Regions from separate parts of the Homo sapiens genome. Here regions 1, 2 and 3 are each linked to region 4. A link is a contact called in ENCODE Hi-C data. All regions are on one chromosome and are shown on one strand. The core of a region is the stretch at or near the end of the contact, and the rest is flanking DNA. Distances in the headings are between cores, read along the strand shown.

What was found. Hi-C counts contacts between places; a loop is a spot of excess contacts on that map. Pooled maps may share reads with other maps.
Region 1: a map with no recorded cell type shows a loop between it and region 4 (6-fold over the local background). The contact joins the enhancer-like site here to the promoter of TRAF3IP3 in region 4. A Hi-C loop is called at or near these places in 2 of 37 single-sample maps with no recorded cell type and 6 of 50 pooled maps.
Region 2: a loop to region 4 is called in a map with no recorded cell type, with 5 times the contacts of the local background. The contact joins the enhancer-like site here to the promoter of TRAF3IP3 in region 4. A Hi-C loop is called at or near these places in 2 of 37 single-sample maps with no recorded cell type and 2 of 50 pooled maps.
Region 3: a pooled map shows a loop between it and region 4 (4-fold over the local background). The contact joins the promoter of PLXNA2 here to the promoter of TRAF3IP3 in region 4. A Hi-C loop is called at or near these places in 5 of 50 pooled maps.

The regions. Positions count from the first base shown.
Region 1 is chr1:211,513,690-211,517,452 of GRCh38, reverse strand. No RefSeq gene overlaps it. Among named protein-coding and RNA genes, the nearest start is that of RD3, 23 kb to the right of the region's middle. RefSeq lists silencers at 1,766-2,125, 3,138-3,227. Within about 2 kb of position 2,057, at least 13 of the 41 ENCODE cell types and tissues checked have a DNase peak (open chromatin) inside an H3K27ac peak, as active enhancers do.
Region 2 is chr1:207,935,954-207,939,807 of GRCh38, reverse strand. No RefSeq gene overlaps it. Among named protein-coding and RNA genes, the nearest start is that of LINC02767, 21 kb to the left of the region's middle. Within about 2 kb of position 1,692, at least 4 of the 41 ENCODE cell types and tissues checked have a DNase peak (open chromatin) inside an H3K27ac peak, as active enhancers do.
Region 3 is chr1:208,242,587-208,246,577 of GRCh38, reverse strand. It overlaps PLXNA2 (plexin A2), which reads left to right and starts at 2,194. Exons shown (of 32, transcript NM_025179.4): 1 at 2,194-2,935. RefSeq lists a silencer at 2,077-2,136 and enhancers at 2,655-3,154, 3,155-3,656.
Region 4 is chr1:209,753,727-209,757,441 of GRCh38, reverse strand. It overlaps TRAF3IP3 (TRAF3 interacting protein 3), which reads right to left and starts at 1,389. Exons shown (of 17, transcript NM_025228.4): 1 at 1,133-1,389. RefSeq lists enhancers at 817-1,226, 1,507-1,666.

The DNA of each region.
Region 1 (3,763 bases), core at 808-3,307, 1.8 Mb before region 4:
GAGAAAGTGACAGTGAGCTAGGCATGGGGAAGTGGCAGCAGGTTGAAGCAGGATCCTGAGAAGACAGCACGGAGGGGCCCTGAGCTGGCTGGGCAGGTGTGGGGCTAGGAAGCCACACCCAGCTCAGTAATTCCCAGGGAGCTTCTGGGAGAACCTGGGCTCAACAGGGAGATCACAGGGCCTGCTGAGGCCATATGGGTGAGGCCTCGCCCTTCTTCCTGCTTCCTCCACCATGCAGTTCCTGCCTCTCCTCCCCCTTCACCTTGCATCCCTCCTCCTCTGCAGCAGCCCTCCTGCTCACACAGTTTAAGAAAGGCTGGTGCTAAGCCTGTGTGCACCACAGGTGGCGTCATGGGCAGGGTCTTTCATGATTTTTCTGCTGCCACTGAGAAGACGGATCATCATCTTTCAGGCAAGTTTGTAATAAACATTTAACGAATGAATGGGTTAGTGATGAACATTCGTTATCTAATTTGAACCCTTTACCAACCCTTTGAGGTAGTCCACACAGTTCCTATTAGTGCTGTTTACAGCTGGGGAAACTGAGACTCAGAGAAATTATGTGTCATCACGTAGGTATGCAGTGACCAGCTGGACTCAGAACCCATGACCCTAGTTCTTGCACTAATGTCCACTGCCTGTCTCTTTCACCCACCTGCACCCTCACAGCTACTCCTTGGGGTTCAGAGGGGGATGACTGGGGCGGGAATAGCAAGGACACAGGCATCATGGGGGCAGATTTGACCACACTGGCTCTGGGCTGTCAAGACAGCCAATCTGGGCTGCTGTCTCTGGCTGCTGTTATGGCTTCATTCCCGGGGCCACTCCACTTAATACAGGGACAGTACTTCAGGTCCGTCTGCCCAGTGCAGTCACATCAGGAGCACCACGGCAGCCGAAGTGAAACCTGGCCAGTCATAGGCAATAACCTTTGACCTGCTGGCAGGTGGGTGTTAGGTTAAATGTTAAGTGACCGGCCGGTCACGGTGGCTCATGCCTGTAATCCCAGCATTTTGGGAGGCTGAGGAGGGCGGATCACCTGAGGTCGGGAGTTCAAGACCAGCCTGACCAACATGGAGAAACCCCATCTATACAAAAAATACGAAATTAGCCAGGCGTGGTGGTGCATGCCTGTAATCCCAGCCACTGGGGAGGCTGAGGCAGGAGAATCGCTGGAACCCGGGAGGCGGAGGCTGCGGTGAGCCGAGATAGCGCCGTTGCACTCCAGCCTGGGCAACAAGAGCGAAACTCCGTCTTTAAAAAAAATTGTTAAGTGACCTCAACTATGTGGCCATGGGGAATTAGAGAGAGTAGAATAGAATCCCCTGTGGGTTGCAAGTGGGAGATGCTGGGATTTTTGAGCATCTTTACTGGTGATCCCTACGGCTGAATTAGGAGAGCTCTCCTGGCACCCGGGAAAGCTTTAACCTCTGGAGTGGCCTTCACAGGAGACAGCCTCAGGATGCTGGGAGAGCCCCTGACCCTCCACAACCTACTACCAATTCCTGCGCGCCGTTCCTTGGGCATGAGGTCCTGAACCTGGTGGAGGAAGGGTAGCAATGCCTTCCATTGTATTGGTTACATGCTTCTTACAGTCAATTAATTGGTTCGATCTTTTCCAGACAGTGCCGGGCTAGAGGCTGACCTTCCCCACTCCCGACCTTGGCTTCTTGAATAACCTCACAGGCCACGGGGCATGCGGGGTGCGCGTGCGTGGCTGGGCCGGCGTAGTCAGCCGGGCGGGAAGGTTTACGGCTTTGGGGAGGCGCCGCCTTGCCGCCCTGACACCGCCCCGCCAGGCCAGCCCGCCGCTCGGTGGCCCCGCCGGCTTCCCGCGGTCGGGACGGGCGCCCCCTGCTGATTGTGGGCGGCGGCGCACCGAGGAGCGGCCCCTGGGAAGCCCAAGACCTCGCCGCGGCTCGAACCCCGCGACCCTCGGCCCGGAGGGAGGTCCTGGCTGCGGGGAGCTGCCCAGACCGCGGTGACTCAGCTAGGTGGCACCGGGAGAGCTGAAGCGGGCGCCCCGCTGGGCCTGGCCACAGGACGGTTAATGATTAATGTTCCATACCGGGTGGAGACGTCGAAGGGGAGGGAGGCCCAGGGGCGCGTCTTGGCCCTGGCTGTGCCTGCAGGAAGCAGAGGCCCAGACGGGGAGAGACTCAGGCCTGGGCTGAGGCGGCTGGGGGCAGGGGAAGGAGCAAGCCGTGAACTCTCTCCTCTTCCCACCCCGCACGCCGCCCCCGTTCTCGATGCCCTTCTCCCCTGCCCCGGGAGCCTCCAGGCGCCGCGCTCCTCCTCCCTGCCTTACCAAATGCCCATCCGTGCCCGCCTCGGTGCCAGGCACTGCAGGCCGCTTTCATATAAATGACTGATTGCCTCTTGCCCATTTTACAGATAAACGCAGAAAGCTCAGGTGATGTGCCCATGGGCTCTCAGCTCACAGGCAGAGTGGGGATTCGAACCCAGCCCCGGACACAGACCAGGTGTCCTTCTACTACCCCACCCATTGCTGCCCAACTCCAGAGACACCTACACCCCAATCTACCAACTTAACCACCTGGGCAGAGGAAATAAGAGGCGGTACTGCCCCCGCCTACAGGGATCGCAGCTCCATTCTCTGCCCTCATAACTCATTACCCTAATTTTAGTCAATCAGAAAATCGTGTCAGGGCTGGACGTCAAGCTACCAGGGATAATGGTTCCTGTTGTAAAATGCTCCTTTGAGCTGAAAGCAATCGTGAAGTGAGGCGCCCGGTTCAAGGAGTCAGCCTCCCGACTTGAGAAGCCAACTGTGGTGGTGCCACGAGGCTGCGATTCACAGGCTCCGGTGGAAAGACCAGGGAAGAAACTTATTTACAAAAATGAGAATAAAAAATATTCTGGGCCGGGTGCGATGAGCCATGCTTATAATTCCAGCGCTCTGGGAGGCCAAGGCGAGAGGATCACTTGAGCCCAGGAGTTGGAGGCTACAGCGAGCAGAGCACCACTGTACTCCAGCCTGGACAACAGAGATATTGTCTCTAACAAAAAGGGAGGTGGGGGGAGGAAATAGTATTCTAACACGAAGCTGCAGGTTCTGCACAACAAGTTTAGGTTTTCCTGTTCTCTCTAGGGTAAATGAGGCATGCAGGCGCCTGCACCCTCCGGGCAAGGACAAGGCGTGTGAGAGTCTCTGGGTCTGCCCCAGCGACGCCGTCGGGCCTCTGGGCGGTGCAGCCTGGTCCGGCATCATCCTGGACGCGCGGGTAATCAGGGCTGAGGGAGCCCAAGGTACATTCTGTCCCTCACCACAAGATGTCGCCGCTGCTAATGGTTAGAGGGCTCTCAGCAAGACCAACTCCCAACCCCAGACTCTGAGTCAGAAACTCTGGGGTTGGGGCCCAGCAATTCGTGTTTTTCACAGGCCCTCCAGGGGATTCTGAAACATGCTCAAATTTGAGAACCACTGGTAAAAGTCATCCTGCAGGTCTCACTGCCTCTGACGTCTACCCCTTCTGCTAGGTGGTCAGGGCAACTCAATCTGTTACCCACCTGGAGTCCCACCCCAGTGCCCAACTGGGGCAGGACCTGGGATCTCAGAGCTTCAGTTTTCTCAATTGCAAAATGGGGATAGTAGTACCCACCAGACAGGGCTGTCACGAGGCTAAAATGAGTGTCTGAGAATGCATTTGCAAAGGGTAAAACCCTACATAGTAAGGATATGTTGTGACTGTTGCTTTTATTTGGAGTGACAAGCTGTAAAGCGAGTTGAAGGCAGCTGGTT
Region 2 (3,854 bases), core at 443-2,942, 1.8 Mb after region 4:
TTTTTTCTGTGGTACCTGAACCAAGACCTCTGGAGAGCACTATTGGTGGAACCATAGGGCCACACTTACTGAAGAACCATACTTACTCACTGAAGGAGAATCAGAAAAAATGCATGCTACTTCTGGATGCATACAAAGGATTATTTTATCATTTACTGTTATGCCTTTCTGAAACCCCACTAAAATGGGAGCAAAGAAAATTTTTTCACAAGAATAAAGAGGTGCAGGACAGATCAGTAATGGTAAAACATTGGAAGCTTAAAAACATATGGAAGAGCAGTAACTGACTTAGAAGAACTGTAGAAGGCTGAATCCTAATCCTGTACTGGGGAAAGCTAAAACAAACAAACAAACAAACAAAAACAGACCTTTAATTTTAAAATCTCCCAAAAGCTTAGAACTGGCAGGAGGAACCTCTAGGAAGTGAAGGTAAAGTTAAAGTTAAAAATGAAATAATTGATTGCAGGTCATTTTAAGAAACAGTTAATCTCCACATTTCCACCCACCTCCTACTTGTTCCTCCTCCCATACCATAGGTAACTGTCCCTTCCCAAATGCAGAAAAATGACCAGAGATCTAGTCACTGAAGGATGTAAGAATCACTAGACTGCCAGACATCAGCGTCTGCTTAGGACAGGTGCATAATTCTGAAAACAGAACATCAGTTGAATGCTGAGATCCTTAGCCTGTTCTCTCACTAGTTCCCAGGACATATGCAGCTAGCACTAAACATCCCAGACAGGAGAATGGAAAACTTCCTGGAGCCTCTGACAAACACAAGAGGAAAGATCCAAAGCTACTGATGCCAAGGAGTTCCCCAAAGATATGTCTCAGCTGCAACCCAAACCCTCACTCTCAGAGCCTCACCAATCAGGTCACTGGTGCTCCCATAGCCAGTAAATATGAACAGACACTCAAGGGCCATCAGATATCAAAGAAAGCCTCTATCATGATACATATAAACCAAATCAAACAAACATGTAAACAGGGTGGTAAAGCAACTTAGAAAAAATGGAGACTATGCAGGGAGAAAAAACATTTTTTAAAAGAACTATCATTAATATTCTCACAGAGATGTGGAAAGATACTAATATCTTTTCTCAAAGGAATGAGAGAAGAAAAGATATTACAAAAAAAAAAAAAAACCAGAATGCCAAAAACAAAAAACAAAAAAAAGAAACAACATTCAGAAAACAAAACGTAATAAAAGAGTTGAAAATCACCCAGGATAGAGTAAAAACACAAGATGGAAAATATTATTGAAAAGAAAAGAAAGCCAGAGGGCTAGTTCAGAAAGTCCAATACCCAGACAACAAAATAGTTCAAGATATTTTCCCTTATTAAATTCAATTAAATTTGGCCTAAGCTGCCTCTGTATTTTGAATTTTTACATAGCAAACTGCAACCTCAGCGTGTACACAAATGGCAAACCACCTTAAGAGTATTCTTATAACAAATAATAGTCACAGGCTGCCAGCTAATCAGACCATGTTCAAATACAGCAAATGCCATGCTGTATCCAAGCAAGCTGTCTCTGTGTGTCACTTCCTCCTGTCTATAAAGAGCTCCACTTTCAGAGAGCTCCACTTTGCTGAGTGGAGCTCTCTGAACCTCTATTGATTCTAGCTACTGCCTGATTCGTGAATCACTCTTGCTTAAACAAACTCTGCTGGCCGGGCACAGTGGCTCACGCCTGTAACTCAGCACACTGGGAGACCGAGGCGGGCGGATCACGAGGTCAGGAGTTCGAGACCAGCCTGACCAACCTGGTGAAACCCCGTCTCTACTAAAAATACCAAAAAATAAAAAAAAAAAATAGCCCAGTGCAGTGGCATGCACCTGTAATCCCAGCTACTTAAGAGGCTGAGGCAGGAGAATCACTTGAACCCGGGAGGCGGAGGTTGCAGTGAGCCGAGATCATGTCACTGCACTCTAGCCTGGGTGACAGAGCAAGACTCTGTCTGAAAATAAATAAATAAATACATAAACTCTGCTAAATTGAATTTGTCTAAAGTTTTTCTTTTAACACCCCCAAATGGCCAGTTATGTGTTTCCAGAGACAAAAGACTTATCAAGCACTCAGCTATATAGATGAACAAAACCCACACCAAGTAAAAACTCAAGACTATGTTTATTAGCAGGGAAAATAAAAAAATAGTTCAGAAAAGGCAGAAAATATTTAAGTTACTTTGTTCACCTATAGAGTTTGTATAATTTTAAAATAGTAGATGCGAAATAAAGATTGTCCACATCAGTATTAGGATATAACTGTGCAAAATGAACCACGTATTGTCATCCCTGGAATTAACCTTGTGGGGCAGGAGAGTAAATGGTATAATGGAGGAGGTAAAGCAAAACAGCTAAACCTCCTCTGCCAACCTCGGGAATTTACTTGTAATGACAGAAATAGAAAAAATCAGGAAGTAGTAATATAAGCATGTTTTTAAAATAAATATGGAGGTAAATGCCAAAAGAATTTGTAAAAAGAGAGGAATGTGGCTGATGTAGACAGGGGAAATGAGGAGAAGGTATGCTTTTTTTCTTTTTCTGCTTTTTTTTCCTTTTATTTTTGATAATCAGCTTTGTGACAAATAGGAGTCTTTAAAGTACACAGGGATATATTCTGATAAAATCTTTGTTTATATGCGTGCATGGATATGCACACATATACATATATCTATACATATTTTACAAATGTGTATGTATGTGCTATTTAATTGTTTATTTCCACTTTTATTTCTGACAGTTTATATAAAGATAAATCACAAGGAAATTTTTCTTTTTGCATCTGGACTTTGGGGGTGTGGTGGAGTAGGGACAAAAAAAGTTCCCCTAGAACTCTTAACTATAGGCTGACCTTATAAGGGTGGGGGTTAAGAATTCTTATTTTGGAAGATTTTGTTTACTGATGTATTGTGTGCTACTATGACAGTGTTGGCATACAGTAAGCACTCAATAAATATTTGCTGATGAAAAATGAATGAAAATAGATTTCAATTAACAGAATACAATATCCTGTAACACAAAAGGGGAAATCCTTGAATGTTTGAAAAAAATGAAGGTATTAATCTTAGACTTTGTTAAGATTAATATACTGCTAAAAGTTTAAGTCTAACCTCTCAAATAATTGAAATAGAACACTGAACTTCCAAATTAGTATAAGAGGAAAAAAATTGAATTAAGAAAAATGACCTATCTAAAAAAATGAAAATAAAGAAAAAAGAGTTTTTAAAAGTAGGACAAATAGGAAACATGAAATACAATGATAGAAATAAATCTAAATGAATAAATAATTATAATAATTGTAAGTAGACTAAAAACCTACCAATTAAACGATAGAGATGATTAAAATAAAAAGTCAGCTTAATACTGTTTACAAAAGACCCATCTTAAATGTAAAGACACAAGATGCAGAAATGTCAAAAGTAAGAGGCAAGTTAGTAATTCAGGCAAATACTGATAGAAAAAAACTCATGTATTTATATTAATATCAAACAAGATCGACTTTAATGCAAAAAGCTTACTGAAGATTAATATAATTAAATATTGTTTTAATTCTATCCCATTCTATACCTAATAATATAGTTTCAAACATACAAAGCAAAATTGATAGAACTATGAAAAGAAAACAACAAAAATCTATATACTTAGTGAAAGATTTTAATGCAATCAATCACAACAATATTACATTAATAGATTAAGCAGTCAATCAGCTACCAGTAGATTTAAGTGATATAATCAATATTTATTCCAGTAGCTGTATATAGTACTCTGAAACTACCAACTGGCAAATGTACATCTGCTCAAGTAAAGGAACACTTATCAACATGTATTATTAGTTTATTAAACAAGTC
Region 3 (3,991 bases), core at 945-3,444, 1.5 Mb after region 4:
GTTAGAGGTACTTCATCCACTGTACCTCCCAGTAGATCAAGTTAGCGCTCTTTCCATTGCTATGCTGACCACAGGCTCTTCCATAGTCTCACAGGACTCAGATCTTAGACCCTGTTCAGTGGCAATGTGGAATCTGGATGGCGTCGTGCCACCCTGTCAGCCACAATGTGTCCTCCCGCCTGTGTTCCCTCTTTCTCTCCCTTTATTCAGGAAAGAGAGGGGAGGTGTGGGGATAAAAGATGGGGTGAGTGGAAGAGTCTGTTTCATTTTATGCTTCCTTGCTCTTCATTCTAAGATTTATTTCTGGACCACAGGAGTGGAGGGTGGCATATGAGAAAATTATTTCAATTGTATCATAATCTTCCCAAGGTGTGATTAAATTGAGGCATAGGGAAGAGAGGTGACCTCTTCCAGAGTCAGACACCACTTGATTTAGAACCAGAGGGCCCTAATTTTCAGCTTGGAGCTTTATCAATTAGATATCTCCAATCCTACCACGGCTGGTCTTAGGTGTAGCTGGCCAAACTCCATGAACAAATGGAGGAAGTGTTCCAAAATCTTCTAGCATCTTCTTCAAATCATCTTTTTTAATAAATTGTGGTTTAGATTCAGTCTACCCAGAGATAAAACGATCGACTAGTCTGTCTGCATGGGGAGACAAGATCTACTTATAAAAATAAATAAATAATAACACAGGGTAAATATGATAATTTATTGGTGTGTTACCAACAATGAATGCTAAAGAAGTTTGAAGGAAAGAACAGGTATGGATCAGGCAACACAGCTTAGACAGATTCTTTGTGGTCCCACAGGACAAAACTAGCAGTAGCCAGTGAAAGTTACAGGAACACAAATTTCAGCTAATTACAATGAAGAACTTTTGAAGAATTCGCTGATTTCTGCAGATGTTGGAGTAAAGCCTAGATCCCCCAGTCCTGTGTTGAATGTGCGATTGTTCGAGATGACTGGTTAGTCTAGATTTCCTTTTCTTCTTCCTCTCTCTCTCTCTTTTCTCCGGCTCCCTTTCTTCATCCTTCCCTCCCTTCGTTTCTTCTGCCGCTACTGCTCTAAGAATTTGGTGCAATTGCTTTTAGGTATTCGCAGTGATTTTTGTTGTTTTTTAGATTTATACCACTGAGGACTGTGGCCACGAGAGGGCAGTAGAGGAAGCTTATCAGAATACTTGGACAGGAGTAAACTCGTGTGCGCTCTAATCGCGAGCAGGGACTACGCAGATCCTGCGAACTCGCTGGGGTCCAGCTTGCAGGCCGCTTCCGGAAAGCCGTGTCTAGAGGCTGCGGAGTTACTGAGACTGTGTGGCGAGGAATCAGTGGCCTTGAGGGCACCGAGACATTGTCATCCAGAATCCCGAAACCTCTCACCTTAGGTTATTAAAATAAGTTATCTTATTGCCACCCCTCTGATTACCCTGCCAGAAAGATTCTCTGAATTGGATATAGAAAGCTCTTCTCCCGTCCCCAATGCCCCCATGCAAGTCGGGACTTACCAGATGCCCAGGATCCCTATCAGGGCTGGAAGTTTGAGATTCAATTCAGAGCAAGGTTCATCTTCTCATTGCAATAATAATAATAACAACAACTTCAAGCCTTATTTGACAGCTTGTTGGCCTTTTTCTTTTTTTAATTTACAAGAAGAGGAAATTTGCTCCCACAAATTCCAAGACTCTAGTCTCAACCCTACCAGACAAGCCCCGTTCCTCCCCACTCACCCCTCACTCAAATTACAGATGAAGAGGGAGGTGTGCAGGATGTGTGCGGTGACAGGTGATGCGAATGGGGGGGATTCCCTGTCCCTACTGCCCTCACCCACTCTTCCTGTGTTCTGAGCTCCCCCCTAACCCCAACGCTAGACCTTCTATTCCCCCGGGGGCCAAGCCAGCTGGGCTCGCAAGGCCCGACTCGAATTCCCGGGCCCTGGCAGCATTTTCCTTGCCCCCTTGGCTACTTAAGGTGGCCGATGGGTCCGGGCTGAGCTGGGCGCAGGACAGGCAGCCGAGCGGCCTCCGGATGCCAAACCTGCTTCTCCTTTGTTGACAGCTTGCGGAGGAGGAAGTCCGCGCGGGCGGGGGAGGGGGCAGGGTGCTGGCGGTGGCGGGCGGTGCCAGCAGCGGGCGCGGCCCCAGCCCGGGCGGACGCGGCCGGCGGGGAGGGGGTTAACGCGCGCGGCCTCTATGATAATGAGCTGCATGGTGAAATAGGGAGGCCGGCGCTCAGGGCTCCTCCGCCGCCGCCGCCGCCGCCGCCGCCGCCGCCACCGCGGGAGCCAGAGCTGCCGGGAGGAGCGGCATCCGCGCCAGACTGGAGCGGGAGGGCGGCGGAGGGCAGTTGCTGGGAATTTTTCAGCCGAGAGGGCGAGCGATCCGGAGAGAGACCCCGAGAGCTTGGGAGCGGTAGGGCGTGCGAGCGCCGCAGCCAGCGGAGCAAACCTCGAAATAGATCTGGAAAGCCAGGCTCCCGGAGGAAATGGGACTGTGAACGAACCGGAGAGCAAGAAGGGAAGGAAGCGCCGGGATTGCTGATGTCAGAGGAGCCCGGAAAGTCGCGCTGGAAAAATCTGAAGACAGCCGGGGCTCTGCTTCTTCCTCAGGAGAGACACCGCCGGCCGCCCCCACACGCCCCCTCGGCGCCTCCGGGTGCCCCCTGAGAGCCGGCGACAGCGCCCAGCCGGGCTGCTGCGGGGCGACGGAGGACTGAGGGGCGCGCGGAGCGGAGACCGAGGAGCGACTTCAGGAATACAGATAAGTGTCTGGTGGCTTGACGTGGATTTTAATGAATTTGGACTCCATGTGGATTTGGTCGTCTCCCTGATTCCGAGCTGCGGGCAGGGAGAGGGGCCTCGCGCCGCCCTCAGCAGCCGGCGGCGGCCGAGGTAGACCGAGCGGGGACGGAAGGACAGACCGACGTCGCCGAGCTGGGTAAGCGGCGGCTGGGCCGGGCGCTCGGAGTCGGCAGCGCCCTCCGCCCTCTCCCCACAGGCGCGCACACCCGTGGCGGCTTCTCCCGCGCCCGCCTCTTTGGGGTCCCGGCCCCAGAAGACCCGGCTTGGCCGCGGCGGGCGAGTCCCCGCGTGGGCTCGGCCACTTTCGCGGGCTGGAGCGCGGCGTGCGCGCGATCGCAGGCTCACTGGAGCCGCTGCCTCCCGCCGAGGGCTTCCCGGCCGGCAGCCCGCCGGCTTCCCGAATGCGGGCTGAGGGCGGCAGCAGCGCTCCGCGGCGCGCCTCCACCGCGCACCTGCCGGCGCTCTGCGGCTTTGGGGAGCTCGGGGCGGCAAGGCTGTCCTGAGAGCTGGAGCCCAAAGAGGGCCTCGGTGGCACCAGCGAGACAGCCCAAAGCCACACTGGCCAGCGATCGATTTGGGGGCGTTCACTCCAGTGCCGGGGTCCCTGGTGGCCGCCGGCTCTCCCTTCCGATCGGGGACTGGAGATCAGGGGAATGGGAAAACATCATTTGCGCGGGTTCCATAAGGCTCAGGGAGAGATTCCTAGGCACTGAATGGGTCTAAGTGTTTCATCTCCCGGGGCTCCCTTTGCGGTGTATCGCCCAGCAGGGGTCCAGCCCCTTAGTTTGAGCACCACAGGAGTGCTGGGGGTTGAAATGGGAGTTTGCTTAGGGTCCCAGAGGCTCCTTATGAACCATTTGAGAATGTTTCCTTCCATGTGCTCTTTCTTGCCCCACCCCACAAGTGAGGTAGGGATCCTAGAAAATTCTAGCCCTTTTTATCCATCCCACAGGTAGTCTCTATAATGCCAATCATGGTCTAGATGCCCAGAGAGTCACCAGAAACTACCATTTTAGATCCCCGAAAAAAGTCCACCTGTTTGGAATGACCCTTGCCCTAGTGGGAGCTACCTACTCAAACTCAGCTCTGCTCAGGAGGGATAGAAATAATGGTGGGGAGGAAGTTGGATAAAAGATTTGGGGCTCTAGGTCAGTAAGGGTCTAGAAATGAGAGCCCCATGAAGTGGGCAATG
Region 4 (3,715 bases), core at 140-2,639:
TAAGGTGTGAGGTCCCCTCCCTGTTTGGCTCAGCTTCCCCACAGGTTTTGTAGTGGAGGCAGAACATTGAGAATCCTCCTACCTTCTTGCCGCGAAGAGGAAAGGGCTGTGGGGGAGAAGACAGTGCCTGAGATGAGGTCTCTCTGGGCTCTCCACCCAGGCCACCAACCTTAGTCCACTGAAACACACAGCTGCTCTGCTCTCTGCTTCCTTGGGGCAGACATGGAGCCTTCTTACCCAAGAAAGGAGCTGCAGTGGAAATGGCTCCTTAGAGAGGGGAGTGTTCCCAGATGCCTTGGCTACCACACCTGCTAGGATTTGGTGCAGCATGCTGCATAGAACCCTACCCAGGTTTCTGGGATATCTGGACCCTACTGACTTGCTTGAAAACAAGAAGGTATGTGGGACGGCTGACAGGGGTAGGCTGCTAAAGAAAAGGGAACTGGTCCCTGTAGGGTTCAAAGAAAGATCACTTGGCCACTGCCCAGGCTTTCTGGCATCTCTCAGGTTCCCCCCTGGCAGCATGACTGGGCTCACTTAGAGCTTGGAGGAAGAAGGTTTACTGGCTGGGAAGGCTCAGCCTGGTCTCTCAGGCTGCAGAGAGAGAACAGGGCATGGCTCCTCACCTGACTGTGGCTTGACATGCCTTTCTGAGTCTCGCTTTTACTTCCTGGCCATGTTTGTAATGGAGACAATGAATGGCTTCCTGCATGGGTTGGCCTTCCTGGCCCAGAGCTCTCAGTGTGAACTGAGGGGAGAGGGGCCTGCGCTTAAGCTGCTGGGAAGGCAGTCTTGTGTTCAGGGATCCCTGCTTTGAAGAAAACTGTAAAAGGTCATTTAATTCATGCCCATATCACTGGGTAGCCTGAACTCTAAGTCGTTTGACTCACTCCTAATCTAATGTAATCTAATCTACTGGAACAGAGGAGTGGTGCAAGCTGTACCCTGTGCCATGGCTAGCGCCACAGGAAACCAATACAGGATACTTTCTTGGTTACCCAAACCCCTGACACCCTTAAACTATGCCACCCACTCTCCACCCAGGGGAGCTGGGATGGTAGAGCATCTTCTGCCCTACCCCGAAGTTGGAGTTCCCAAACCTGGACACAAAAGCATCCTCCTTCTCAGTTACCTCCTAGTCCCAGGCTCCAACTCAAGCCACTCGGGAAAGCATTCCAGTCCTGGGCAGATCTTGGCTCTGGTCTCAGATGGAGCAAGACAGCAGATGGGTAAAGCACACGCTTTCAATCCATAGGTCTGGGCCCCATTAACACGTCCCTTCTTGGTACCGTCTTTCTTTTTGCACAGCAGCCTTGCTGAAACAGGAAACAGACAAAGCCACAAGGTTCGCAAACCCCAGTTCCTCTCTCTTGCTCTCTGGTATCATCTAAGTGGGCCCCTGAACTCTGAGGCCTCCAGGGCTGGGCTCAGGAGCTCCTCCCATCAGTAGGCACCCCGGCCACCCTTTCTCTTGCTACTGGATTGGTCGGAGCTCTTGGACAGTTTCAAGTCAAGATTCCTTTCCATGATTAGAAAAGGATAGTCCTCTGGGTCAGATTCAGACCTTTGTGGTTTCTATGAGAGGGAAAAAAATGCCTTTTTGGTGGTAAGACCTAGATGAGATGTTCTCAGTGTAGGCTTTCATGTGTATCAGGTAGTTCTTTGTGTAAGGATTTTCCTTTTTCTTTAGCCACCTCTTCCCAATCCTGGTGTTGTAAAGAGTTTCTGCTCTTCTGAAGTAGGTGGTGTCTTTCTCAGATTCTGGAATGAGACCAACTCTGGATTTGCTCCTTTCTGGAGCAATGAGGAGGGAGTGTAAAGGTGGGTAGCTGGGGGATGAAGGAAGGAATAGAAGGCAGAGTCTTCTACACATTTTTTTATCTGGTCAACCGGACTAGGAAATTTAGGGAAAAACTAAAGGGAACTGATTTGCATGCATTAAGATGAAGCCATCACAAATGATGCAGCCAGGAAATTCCCAAGAAGTTCAGGCTAAAATAGTGGAGAGGAAACTGGATTGGGACAAGTTAACTGAGCAGCTTTGTAACCTTGTAAAATTCACCTTGTCTGGATGCTACTCACTGTGGTAGTTGGGTGATGTATGTGGCTCTTTGGAATTCTAAGGTTTGACACATGTGAGGCAGGTAATGAGACTTAAAAATAGCTGTGATAACATTTATTAACATGTGGAGAGTTTGTCACCATTTTCTCTGCTTCTGCTTCTTTCTCTGTTCTTTGAGGAGAAAAAGGACAAGGAATCGGCAGGGAAAAGCAGAGGATGGATTCTCAAGCACTAGGACTGAAGACAAGTGGCATTTACTCAGGATGAGAGACAACAGCTCAAGGCCCTGTGTCTGGAGCTTGACACATAGAGATGGGAATGAGTAGAGGACAGAGGGCTTGGGGAGCCCAAGATGTCAGAAAAAGAGAATTTTGGCCGGGCACAGTGGCTCACACCTGTAATCCCAGCACTTTGGGAGGTCCAGGTGGGTGGATCACTTGAGGTCAAGAGTTCAAGACTAGCCTGGCCAACATGGTGAAACCCCATCTCTACCAAAAATATAAAAAATTAGCCGGATGTCATGGCATGTGCCTGTAAACCCAGCTACTTGGGAGGCTGAGGCACAAGAATCGCTTGAACCTGGGAGGCAGAGGTTGCAGTGAGCCAAGAATGTGCCACTGCACTCTAGCCTGGGCGACAGAGTGAGACGGAGTTTCACTCTTGTTGCCTAAGCTGGAGTGCAATTGCGCGATCTCGGTTCACTGCAACCTCCGCCTCCCAGGTTCAAGCAATTCTCCTGCCTCAGCCTCCTGAGTAGCTGGGATTACAGGCATACGCCACCATGCCTGGATAATTTTTTGTATTTAGTAGAAATGGGGTTTCAACCATGTTAGTCAGGCTGGACTCAAACTACTGACCTCAGGTGATCCACCTGCCTCGGCCTCCCAAAGTGCTGCGATCACAGGCATGAGCCACCACGCCTGGCCAGAGAATTTTTATTGGCATAGAAGAGTGAGAAGATTCTGGGAGTTCAGGGCATTAGAGCGTAAAGAAAGACAGGAGATTTTAATAGGAGTTCCTATAGAGACCTACTATTTGGACTCCATTAAACATCAGAAAGAAATGTCTACAAAGTCCGCAGTCATTGGGATACTAATCCCATGATAACTGGGATTTAGAGTGGTCAATGATATGCTCAAGATCACACAGAAAGTGTTGGACCCAGGTTTGCTTGACAGTAGGTTTGAGCCCTTAACATTGTGTTCTGAGAACAAAACAATTAATAAGGTTGTCATACCTATCTATCTATATTGAAAAAGACACACACACACACACAGAACTTTGAGAATAGAAAATATACCTTATTTTCAAATGCCCACGAGACATTAAAAAAATTGACCATATGGATCAAAAAGTAAACCTCAGTATATGTTTTGAAAAGTTGATCTATTATGGCAGGATTTTCTGACCACAGTACAATACAATTGAAATAAATAACAAAAGATGGAAGAAAGAAACACTTTAACTTCTTGGAAAAAAATTCTTCCCATTTACTCTGAAAAGATAGAGGGAATTTCAAATCTGCAATTAAGAATGCATTGAAAACGGTGATAGTGGCAACATTATGAGGAAAATCTGTGAGGTATGGCCAAGCAGAATGCAAGGAAAATTCCTAGCTTTAAACATTTTCATTACCTAAATCAAGAAGATTAA